2 separate regions of the Mus musculus genome follow, and region 2 is linked to region 1. A link is a contact called in ENCODE POLR2A ChIA-PET data. All regions are on one chromosome and are shown on one strand. Each heading gives the region's core, a stretch centred on a gene start or an enhancer-like site at or near the end of the contact. The rest is flanking DNA. Distances are from core to core; before and after follow the strand shown.

What was found. ChIA-PET counts read pairs that join two places held with the same protein, here RNA polymerase II (POLR2A).
Region 2: POLR2A ChIA-PET joins it to region 1 with 15 read pairs in Patski. The contact joins the promoter of Txlna here to the promoter of Marcksl1 in region 1. POLR2A ChIA-PET finds 5 or more read pairs at or near these places in 4 of 5 experiments (Patski and embryonic stem cell).

What each region holds. Positions count from the first base shown.
Region 1 is chr4:129,511,134-129,515,950 of GRCm38, forward strand. Marcksl1 (MARCKS-like 1) reads left to right here and starts at 2,448. Exons shown (of 2, transcript NM_010807.4): 1 at 2,448-2,783; 2 at 3,584-4,817. The coding sequence starts at 2,697. The coding sequence ends at 4,099.
Region 2 is chr4:129,638,661-129,643,477 of GRCm38, forward strand. Txlna (taxilin alpha) reads right to left here and starts at 2,405. Exons shown (of 11, transcript NM_001199695.1): 1 at 2,311-2,405; 2 at 1,596-1,767; 3 at 569-907. The coding sequence starts at 1,761.

The sequences.
Region 1 (4,817 bases), core at 1,198-3,697:
TAATGCACACAAGCCCCCCTGGGAAGAGTTTCACAAAAAATAGCCAGTCTTCAGTCTCTTCCTCAGCCTCATATACACTCAGCCCAGTTCCCAGCATACACTCACCAACAGTTACCAACATGCCGTTTCCAGGAAGGCCAAGAATTCACCCTGGAAGTCTCCAAGAGTCACCAGCTGTCACCAAAGCTCTCTAACAAAGATCAAAGATGCAGACTCACAAAACATACAGTAACAAATGTACCTACGTAGGGTCTCTCTCTCTCTTTCTCTCTCTCTCCCTCTTTCACACACACACAAAATCACAAAGTCACACAATCACAAAGCCATAAGAAGAAGTCACACACAGCAAACAGACACACAGTTGCAGACAGGCTCAGCGTCCCGGAACAATGGGTACATTGTCCGGGTTGGCAGCAGCTGGGAGAAAAGAGCCGCAGTGTGGGGGCTGCTGTACTCTGCCTCCACAGCCCCAGCAAGCTTCCCTTTCCCAGAGGTCAGATGCTGCTAGGACCTAGATTTGCTGAGACCCTGGCACCCCCACCTCAGCCTCCAGGGATGTTCAGGGAAGATGTAGAACCTTCCCTGGGACCCAGGCTCTTAGGGGCTCTAGAGCCTCGGGGTCTTTAGCCCTGGTGTTCTTCCCTCCTGGAATCTTCCCAGAGACTTGTCTCTGTCCCCACCAGGCAGTGCCTGGAGAACAGGAGCCTTGAGATCTCCTCCTAACCTCTGACCTCAACCCCCCTCCCCAAGGACTCACACACACACTCCATCTGAGTCCTGCTAGCTAGTACAGGCAGCGCCTGGCAGCACTGTGGGTCTCTTATTGTGGCTGAGACAGAGAGCAGGTCAGAACAACCATCCCTTAGTGGTAACAGGTAGAGAGAGCTGCTGTTCTGTGAGTGACCTGCAGTGGGAACACTGTGACCTTCCCTGTCCCCAAATAATTCTCTTCTTGCTTCTCACCCTCATCTGACAGCCCCATTTCTCAATAGGAAATTCCTAAGGGTTTTTTTTTTTTTTTCACCCTATGCTGCTACCGGTAGCTGCTGTTTTCTTGGGACACGTCACTTTCCTCTTCTGAGCTGGGGGTGAAATGAGAAGACAGTCCTGTAGCATCAGAGTCAGGGTGGGAATGGGCACAGGAGTAAACACAGAATGTGGACACCACCTCATCCCGCTATGGTCACATCTGTGTGCAGTTCCCTGATTTCTCAGGCCCTGGGGTTGTTTGCACCTTACAGCTTCTGGTCTCCCAGGAGGCCTCTCCTAGGACAGAGGGACATATTGGTTGAGCTGTTCAGGACATCAGCCTTTCTTTCACAACCTTCGGCTTCCTCTAGCCTGAAGCCTTTCCTATTGGGGGACAAGAGGAAGTAGCTGTACACATCGGAAAACATATATAGGCTCAGCCAAGGACTCTGGGATTCTAACTGGCCTACCTGGTCCAAAGAAGGAAACAGAGAAGGACCAGGTCTTCAAACAGGGTAGGTTTGGGGGTTTATCCCTAATAGTGTGCCACAGTTGTGGAAGAAATCCAAACGATTCCTGTCACATTCAGGAAGGGGTATTTGGAGTCTGTTGAGCCTCCCTGGCTTTATGGTACCTACCTATATGTGGAAGTCTCAGTGTATGGTCACAGACTCGAGGGGAGGGAAGCCAGGCCTAAGTCAGGTATACTTAAACATCTCTGCGCCCCAGGCTCTTTGCTTACAAAGGGGGATGAAGATGCAATGCCTTCTGGTCAAAGACACACACACACAAACACACACACACACACACACACACACACACACACACACACACACGCACACACACACACACGGCAGTGGGGAGACAGAGAGAGACAGAGACAGAGACCTGGTGATGGATTTAGGTTGTGAGGAGTAAGAGCTGCCACCAACAGACTGAGAAAACCGACTTGTTGGATCTCCATTTTGACCTGAGTTAGGTCAGCCCCCCAGGGTGGCCGCACAGCACATAGACTGACAGGGACGTGGGTGGGACTTGAATTCTGGCCTGAGGGGGCGCCGAACTCAGGGTATGTGTGTGTGTGTGGGTGTGTGTTTGTGTCCGGGCGCGTGAGTTTTGGACAAATTTCTAGAGTGTAACTCAGCACCAGCCGTCTGACGAGTCTGGACATGTGAGCCCTTCCAAGAGTTCAAGGAGCCAGTGTAGAACCAGGGACTGGGGGCCTCTCCACTGTGAAGTATGAGTTAGGCTGAAAGTGGGCTGGGGATGACTGAGTGCTTCTTCATCGACGGCCTCCTCCCAGTCCATCTCCCGGACCGACCGGGAACCTCTCTCATTTCCACACTGAACCCTACTTGCCCCTGGTCGTCCCAAGTGATGGGGGAACCAGACAGCTTGGCACTGCCCACTGCACGAGAGGAACCCGGGCCCGACCCCGCCTCCACCCCGGATTGGGTGCTCATTTAAATGTCCGGCCCCGCCCCGAGCCTCGGGCGCGTACATATAGGCGGCTCGGCGGGCGGCGGGCGGCATTCTGGCGCGGAGCGCAGCAGCAGTGGGCGCAGCTAGCGGGTCGGCTGCGGAGCGGGGGTGCAGTGCGCTTTGCCCCCCGTACCCCTCCCCCTCGGACGCAGCCCCACCCCTCTGCCCGCCGGGCCGTCCCAGCCGAACTATCCCCTGCGGCGCCAGCGCGGGGCGGCTCCGGGCGCCCCCAGCAGACCCCCATCATGGGCAGCCAGAGCTCTAAGGCTCCCCGGGGCGACGTGACCGCCGAGGAGGCAGCGGGCGCTTCCCCCGCGAAGGCCAACGGACAGGTGAGTGCGCTCGGAGCGGCGGATCCCGGCCCCCAGCCCGCCGGCCTCGCCCCCTCTGGGGCCCAGGGCCGGGGCCGCGCGCTTTGTCCGGCCCGGGACACGCGGCGCCCCCTCCCCCGCCCGGTCCCTTTGTTCTCGGCGCCGCAGCCCCCGCGGGCGAACGAGGGGAGGGGCGGGAGGGGGCGCCGGCCGGGCTCGTCGCCTTCTTTGTTCGCGCCCGGCCCGCGGGCGCTGCCCCCAGGCCGCCCCGAAGGCCGCGCGGGAACAAAGGCGCTGCTAGGCCGCACCAAGGGGGCGTCTAGGGCCGTGGGGATGGTACTCGGCGCCCAGGGCGCCCCATCTGGAGCCCCGATCCCGGCAGCCCGCGGTGGCTTTTGAAGCGGTGGGGAGCAGAGATGCGGGGAGACTCTGGGGTGGGTGGGGGCTGATCACACAAAGCGCAAGCCTGGGAAAATAGGCCGTCCAGGTGCGGGGAGGCAGCGCCCCAGGGCTGCTTCCCGCCCAGTAGTGCTGGGCAAGGCTGGCCCGCCGGCGAAGGATCCAGGCCCGGTGAGGTTCCGCGCGGAAAATAGAGAGCGCGCCCCGCGGGAGGGGGGTGGGGGCCCGAACCCCAGCGCCTCCTGCTGGCTGCGCTCGTCCCTGCGCGCCTGTGAGGGGTGAGGGTGATGTTGGATGGGAGTGAGGCCAAAGCCAGACTTGGTTGCCTTTGGATGTCGGCGGTGGCCTGCGAGGGGCCAGAAGCGGGCTGGGGGAGGGGAAGAAGGGCCCGGGCCCTCACTGCTGTCCCCTCTGCCCCGCAGGAGAATGGCCACGTGAGAAGCAATGGAGACTTAACCCCCAAGGGTGAAGGGGAGTCACCACCCGTGAACGGAACAGATGAGGCAGCTGGGGCTACTGGTGATGCCATCGAGCCAGCGCCCCCTAGCCAGGAAGCTGAGGCCAAGGGGGAGGTCGCCCCCAAGGAGACCCCCAAGAAGAAGAAGAAATTCTCTTTCAAGAAGCCTTTCAAATTGAGTGGCCTGTCCTTCAAGAGAAATCGGAAGGAGGGTGGGGGTGATTCCTCAGCCTCCTCGCCAACAGAGGAAGAGCAGGAGCAGGGCGAGATGAGCGCCTGCAGCGACGAGGGCACTGCCCAAGAAGGGAAGGCCGCTGCCACCCCTGAGAGCCAAGAGCCCCAGGCCAAGGGGGCAGAGGCTAGTGCTGCCTCCAAGGAAGGAGACACAGAAGAGGAGGCAGGGCCCCAGGCTGCAGAGCCATCCACTCCCTCGGGCCCAGAGAGTGGCCCCACACCTGCCAGTGCTGAGCAGAATGAGTAGGGGTGGGGACAGGTGGGTGATCTCTAAGCTGCAAAAACTGTGCTGTCCTTGTGAGGTCACTGCCTGGACCTTGTGCCCTGGCTGCCTTCCTGTGCCCAGAAAGGAAGGGGCTTGTTGCCCCCTCCCAGCCACGCTCCCTTTTCGCCCTCCTGTGGATTCTCCCATCAGCCATTTGGTCTTACTCTTAAGGCCAGTTGAAGATGGTCCCTTACGGTTTCCCAAGTTAGGTTAGTGATGTGAGATGCCCTGTCCCTACCTCTTTCCCGAGCCCCATCCCTGCAGAAGGCAATTGCTGGGTTTCCAATTCTTTTCCAAGTTCGTTTTGTTTATCCTGCTTCTCAACCCCCTGAGCCAGAAGTGGGGGCTTATACTCCCAAACCCTGAGTGTCCAGCCTTTCCCCTGTTGAATTCTTAGTCTCTTGTGCTGTGCCTAGTGGCACCTGGGCTGGGGAGGACATTGCCCCATCTGGGTTTTTATAAATGTCTTACTCAAGTTCAAACCTCCAGCTTGTGAAATCAACCATGTCTCTGACTTGATAAGCAAGTGTTAGGCTTCAGGAGGGAGGGAGGTCTGTAATGTGAAACAACTTCTTGTTGTCTTTTTTTTTCCCCCTCCCATTGTTGTAAATAACTTTTAATGGCCAAACCCCAGATTTGTACTTTTTTTTTTTCTAACTGCTAAAACCATTCTTCCACCCGGATTTACTGTAACATTTGG
Region 2 (4,817 bases), core at 1,155-3,654, 130 kb after region 1:
ATGGAGATGGCAAACCCCACCAGTGGATGGCTTTGCTTGGTTTCTATTATTTTGGTTGCCAATTATTCAGCTGGTCAGATGAGAGTGGGGGACTAACCAGGTAGGAGTCAATTTTTCAGATCAAGAAGGCCCTTTCTTGATGATTCTGAAGAGGTCTGTGGCTTACCTGGTTCATGTTGATATTTGATATCTCAACCTTGGTGTAGCCTAATTCTATTGCTATAGAAACAGGGAAACTAAGACCCAGGAGTGGAGAATAAACATGTCCAAAGTCAAGCAGCAGCTAAAAGTGGTGCTGGCAAGCACTCGGGCCTCCTGTTCTCCATATCCTCAGTGAGATGCTAGCTACACTCTGCCTCCACTTCCCAAGGCCAGGAGGCTTTGCACAAGTGAGTGATCTAACAGCTCAATGCTAGGACCCCATCTTTGAGTAAACCCGGGCGGGGGGGAGGGGAGATAACACACATACTGTCTTGAAAAGCAGATTCTTTTGAGTTCTGACAGAGCAGGTTAGCCCATGAGATGACAGGTGTTAACTCCCTCCCCTCACCAATAGCTCCCCCCTCACCTAGACCCTTGGCTTTCTTCTTCTCCTGTGGCCTCCGATGGTCTCGGTCTCCAACTTCATCACTCGCTCGGATCTCCTCTGTTCCAGGCTCTCCCTTAGAGGTCTCCTTCTCGCCGTTGACGACTGGAATGCCTGGTTCAGGCTCCCCATTCCTGGCTGCATAGGTTCGGGACTTCTCCGTGTCTTCCGGCTCAGTGGGCTCACCCTGTGCTCCCTCCTCAGCCGGGCCTCCCTGATTGTTGTCCACACAGTATGTACTCAGGATGTCTTCCAACTGCCGGCTCAGCTCCTCAGAGACGTCACAGAGGGCCCCAGGCTGAGCTGCTTTAGCTCGAGCCCCTACAGCAGGAAAGATGAAGACACGGGATTAAAGTTCAGTGGTCATACCACTCGCTTGGATCTTCTTTAAGCCCAGATAAACACACTGGTGTGGGTTAAATGTTGTTTTATTTATTTATTCGGTTGAGTTAGGCTCTCTCTACAGGGCCCTGGCTGTCTTGGAACTTAGTATGCAGGCTGATCACAAACTCCGAGATCTGTCTGCCTCTGCCTCCTGAGTTCTGTGGACAATGGTGAGGGACACTAGGCCTGGCCTCAATTTAAGTTTTTTTAAACCCTAAGTTTGTTTAGTTATAAAACAAGTATTTCTAACACCCAAACATACTTGTTATAAAAGCCAACTGTGTAAAGCACCCCTGTGTGAGGAGCAGTTGGCATGTGGCAGACGCTGCACCTCATGAAGGACAATTACCCACCACTGGCAAGTGTTCTCTGGGAATATGACTTTGCTTACGGGGTGCTTCATTTGACTGTCTTCGTTTAAACCAGTCAGAGCATGCTCCCAAGGTTGCGCCCCACGGCTAAGAGTGGGAAGGTTCACCACCTCCCCAGGAAACAAAAGGATCACACAGAATGAGCATCGTTCATTCTATAGTTCCTTCTTCTTGGGTAAACACTGGCCTCAGAAGACAGACCAGTACCAGAAACTCCTCCCTCTGCCCACTGGAAAAGCAGAGCTGGCACACACCCTCGGTCTTCCCAGGAGCCTGGCTTGTGGAACCTTCGGCTTCCGCCCCAGGAGCTGTCTGTCTGGGTCGTCCATGGGCTCCCTCCGGTCCTGCTTCCCGTTGCCCCGGGCTGCCCTTCGAGTTGGAGTGTTTGGCAGGCCCATTCTTTTTGTCTTGGTTCTTCATTGTGATCTGCAAGGCCAGAAATGGGGCAGATCCTTTAAGGACCCAGTTGCTTTTTTTTTTCTAGACTTCAAAATTCTTCTTCACAACTAGATAAGAAATCCCCAAATCTGACGCTCGAAGCTTCAAACAGACCGGTCGGTCTTCGCCCGGGATTTCACGGTCCCATGGAAGGTTTCCGAGAAGCTGCCCCTGAGTGAGTGAGGGAAGGAAGAGGCCTCCTTTCTCCCGAATGCCACTTCTCGGCACCACACGGCTCCCTCTCGGCAGCCGGAGCGCGGGATTGGCTCAGAGCCGCAGACTGACGTGGCGGGATGCTCCAGTCCCGATCGGCTCCCCGCCCCACCAGGTCCCACGTGGGACCCCCGCGCGCGCGCGCGCACAGAAGCCACCCACACCCCACGCGCCCTCTAGACCTAGAGTACGCACGCGCAACACTGGGGCAGGCCGCCCTCCCCCCGACCCCCCGAATTAGTTGTTCCTCTACGGCCAACGCGTCCTGGGCCACAGACCCTCTGAAGAGCTCGTCCCACGTACAGCCCATAGACATACTTCACCACGGACGTCCGGCGGCGTCCTCCTCTCCGGCCGAGCACCGGAAACCTAGGTAACTGCTGCCAACAGGACCGCCCTCTCCTGCCGCAGCCAATCAACAGCAAACGCGGGCGCGGAGCTTGCTGGGAAAAAAGAAGTCAAGGCGGCTTTGGAGGCGGGAGTGGGAAAAACTACGAGCCCCTTCATGCCTCGCGGCGCCGCACAACTCCCGAGATGCAACCGAAAAGCATAGGAGCCAAATACCCTGAGGGTCCGAAATTATGTCATTGGTCGAGAGATTTTTGTCAGCCTCTTTTCTGGTACTGAAGCTATGATTGGCCTTAAACTTTGGCATTCTGGTCTTTTTTTTTTCTTTTTTTTTCATACACTCATTAGTCCTTTATAAACATGTATGACTTTCTATGATCTCTGAGAACTCGGAAGAGGGATAGAAAGGTAAACTAATTTGTTATGTGCCTGGCATTTTTTTCCCCTCTATTACAATAGAAGGTTTATAATAATTCAAACGTTTTTTCCTCGTATCCAGTAGCTTGATTCTCATAATTACTCGGATTAAGTACAAAATACTCAGTGATCTGTGAAATATACGATAGTACAGAAAAGCCTAGTTAAAATAAAACAAACTACTATTTGTTTGTTAGAGACAACATCTCGTTATATGTGGCTTTGGCAGGCCTGGAACTCCCTATGTAGATTAAATTGGCTTTGAACTCAAGAGTTTTGTCTGTCTTTGCCTCCCCATGGCTTGGACTAATGGCAAAGGCCACCAGGTAAAGGGTAAATAGTTTAAGGCTCCATCAATATTGTGTGGTTATAGCAGATTCAAAGCTGGAAGCCTGACACCAGCACCCATCCTTTAAAAATATTTCTTTGCCCCCTGAGTCAGGGTTTCTTTGTGTAGCCTAGTGTGTCCTAGAACGTAATCTTTGACTATGCTGGCTTCTAACTCAGAGCTGCCTACCAAAACCGGTTGGAACCATTCTCCGACACCACAGCTGTTCTCTGAGGCAATTTATGCCCCGCCTTCTAACCCCACCAGCTTGGCAATTACTCCCTCAGAAAGGGATTGAAGCCAGGGAGTTTGGCTTTAGGCAGGTTGGTAAACTCCCACCCTACCACCCCTGCCCCACTTTCTGCAAAGTATCAAGTGTTACTGCTTTAAAATGTTAGATTTTTCTCGTCTTTGTTCTTCATTATGATTTGCAGTGCCAGTGTAGGCTCAGAACATTAAAAAAAACCCCACAATTGTGATTTCAATTCTTTTGTTGTGTGGAGTTTGTTTTGTTTGATAAGGTCTTGCTTTATAGAGCTGGCTGGCGTGTAACTCTCTATGTAGATCAGGCTGTCCTAGAAACTCACGTGTTGAAATTACTGTTGGCTAAATGCTGCAGCCTCAAGAGGCTAGAGTCAGGCTGTGGGGTAGAGCATGTTGCAAATTGTGCTAATTGGACTTTGTTTTAGGGTTCTTAAATGATGTCTATTTTTCTGTAATAGGTCTGCCAAACAGACTCAGAGTAGAGTTCTGTCTGTTCACATGTAACTTTGAGAGACAATAAACTCAGTGACAGAGTACTTACCCGGAGTGATCAAAGCTGAAAAGAGAAAGCGTTGGCACTTGACCAGTTTACTGAGGGAACCGAATCTCAGAAAGGTTTGCGTTAAAGGTACCTGGAAACCACTGCCCTGATTGCTTCTCAGTAAACACTTGGAAATCTCTGAAGAGGTAGCATCTACATCAGGTCTTTACCAAATTCCATACAAAGAGGAAAGCGATTCTGGAGCAGTGGTTCTAAACCTTCCCAGTGCTGCAGCCCTTTAATACAGTTCCTCGTGTTGGGGTGACCTCCAACCATAGAATTATTTCTCTTGCTACTTTATAATTTTGCTACTGTTTTGAATCATACATGTCTGTTTTCTGATGGTCTTAGGCAATACTTATGAACACCCAGGTTACAAAAAAACAGGTTGCATCAGGGCAAGACTGTAATCCCAGCACTGAACAGAGTACAGAAGAGTTCTGTCTCTAACAGGCTCACTGCCTCTGGCCTCCAAATGCCTGTACATGCATGTTGGCAGTTAGGTCGCCCAGCTCCTTTAAACTCCTAGATTGGAGCAGTTCTGCCTCGACCCTGGCTGGAGAAACAGACACACCCTACTCCAGCATCTCTGTCATTCCCACTGCTAGGTACAAACTCATACCTTCCTCCCTCCACCCCCTTTATGGCAGGGTCTATACAGCTCTGACTGTCTGGGAACTATGTAGACCAGGCAGACCTTGAACTCTGAGAGATCTGCCTGCCTCTGCCTAGTGTGTGCTGGGATTAAAACCCCACCAACTGCTTGGCAGCTCCCACCTCCTCCACCCCCGCCTTGATTTAGGAATATTATGTAGCCAAAGCTGGTCTTAAACTCACTAGGAGGCGTTTTTGGTTTTTTTGGGCAGCCAATAATCTTGAGCTCCTGACATTCGTGGCTCTGCCTCCCCCAGCAAGTGCTGGGGTCCT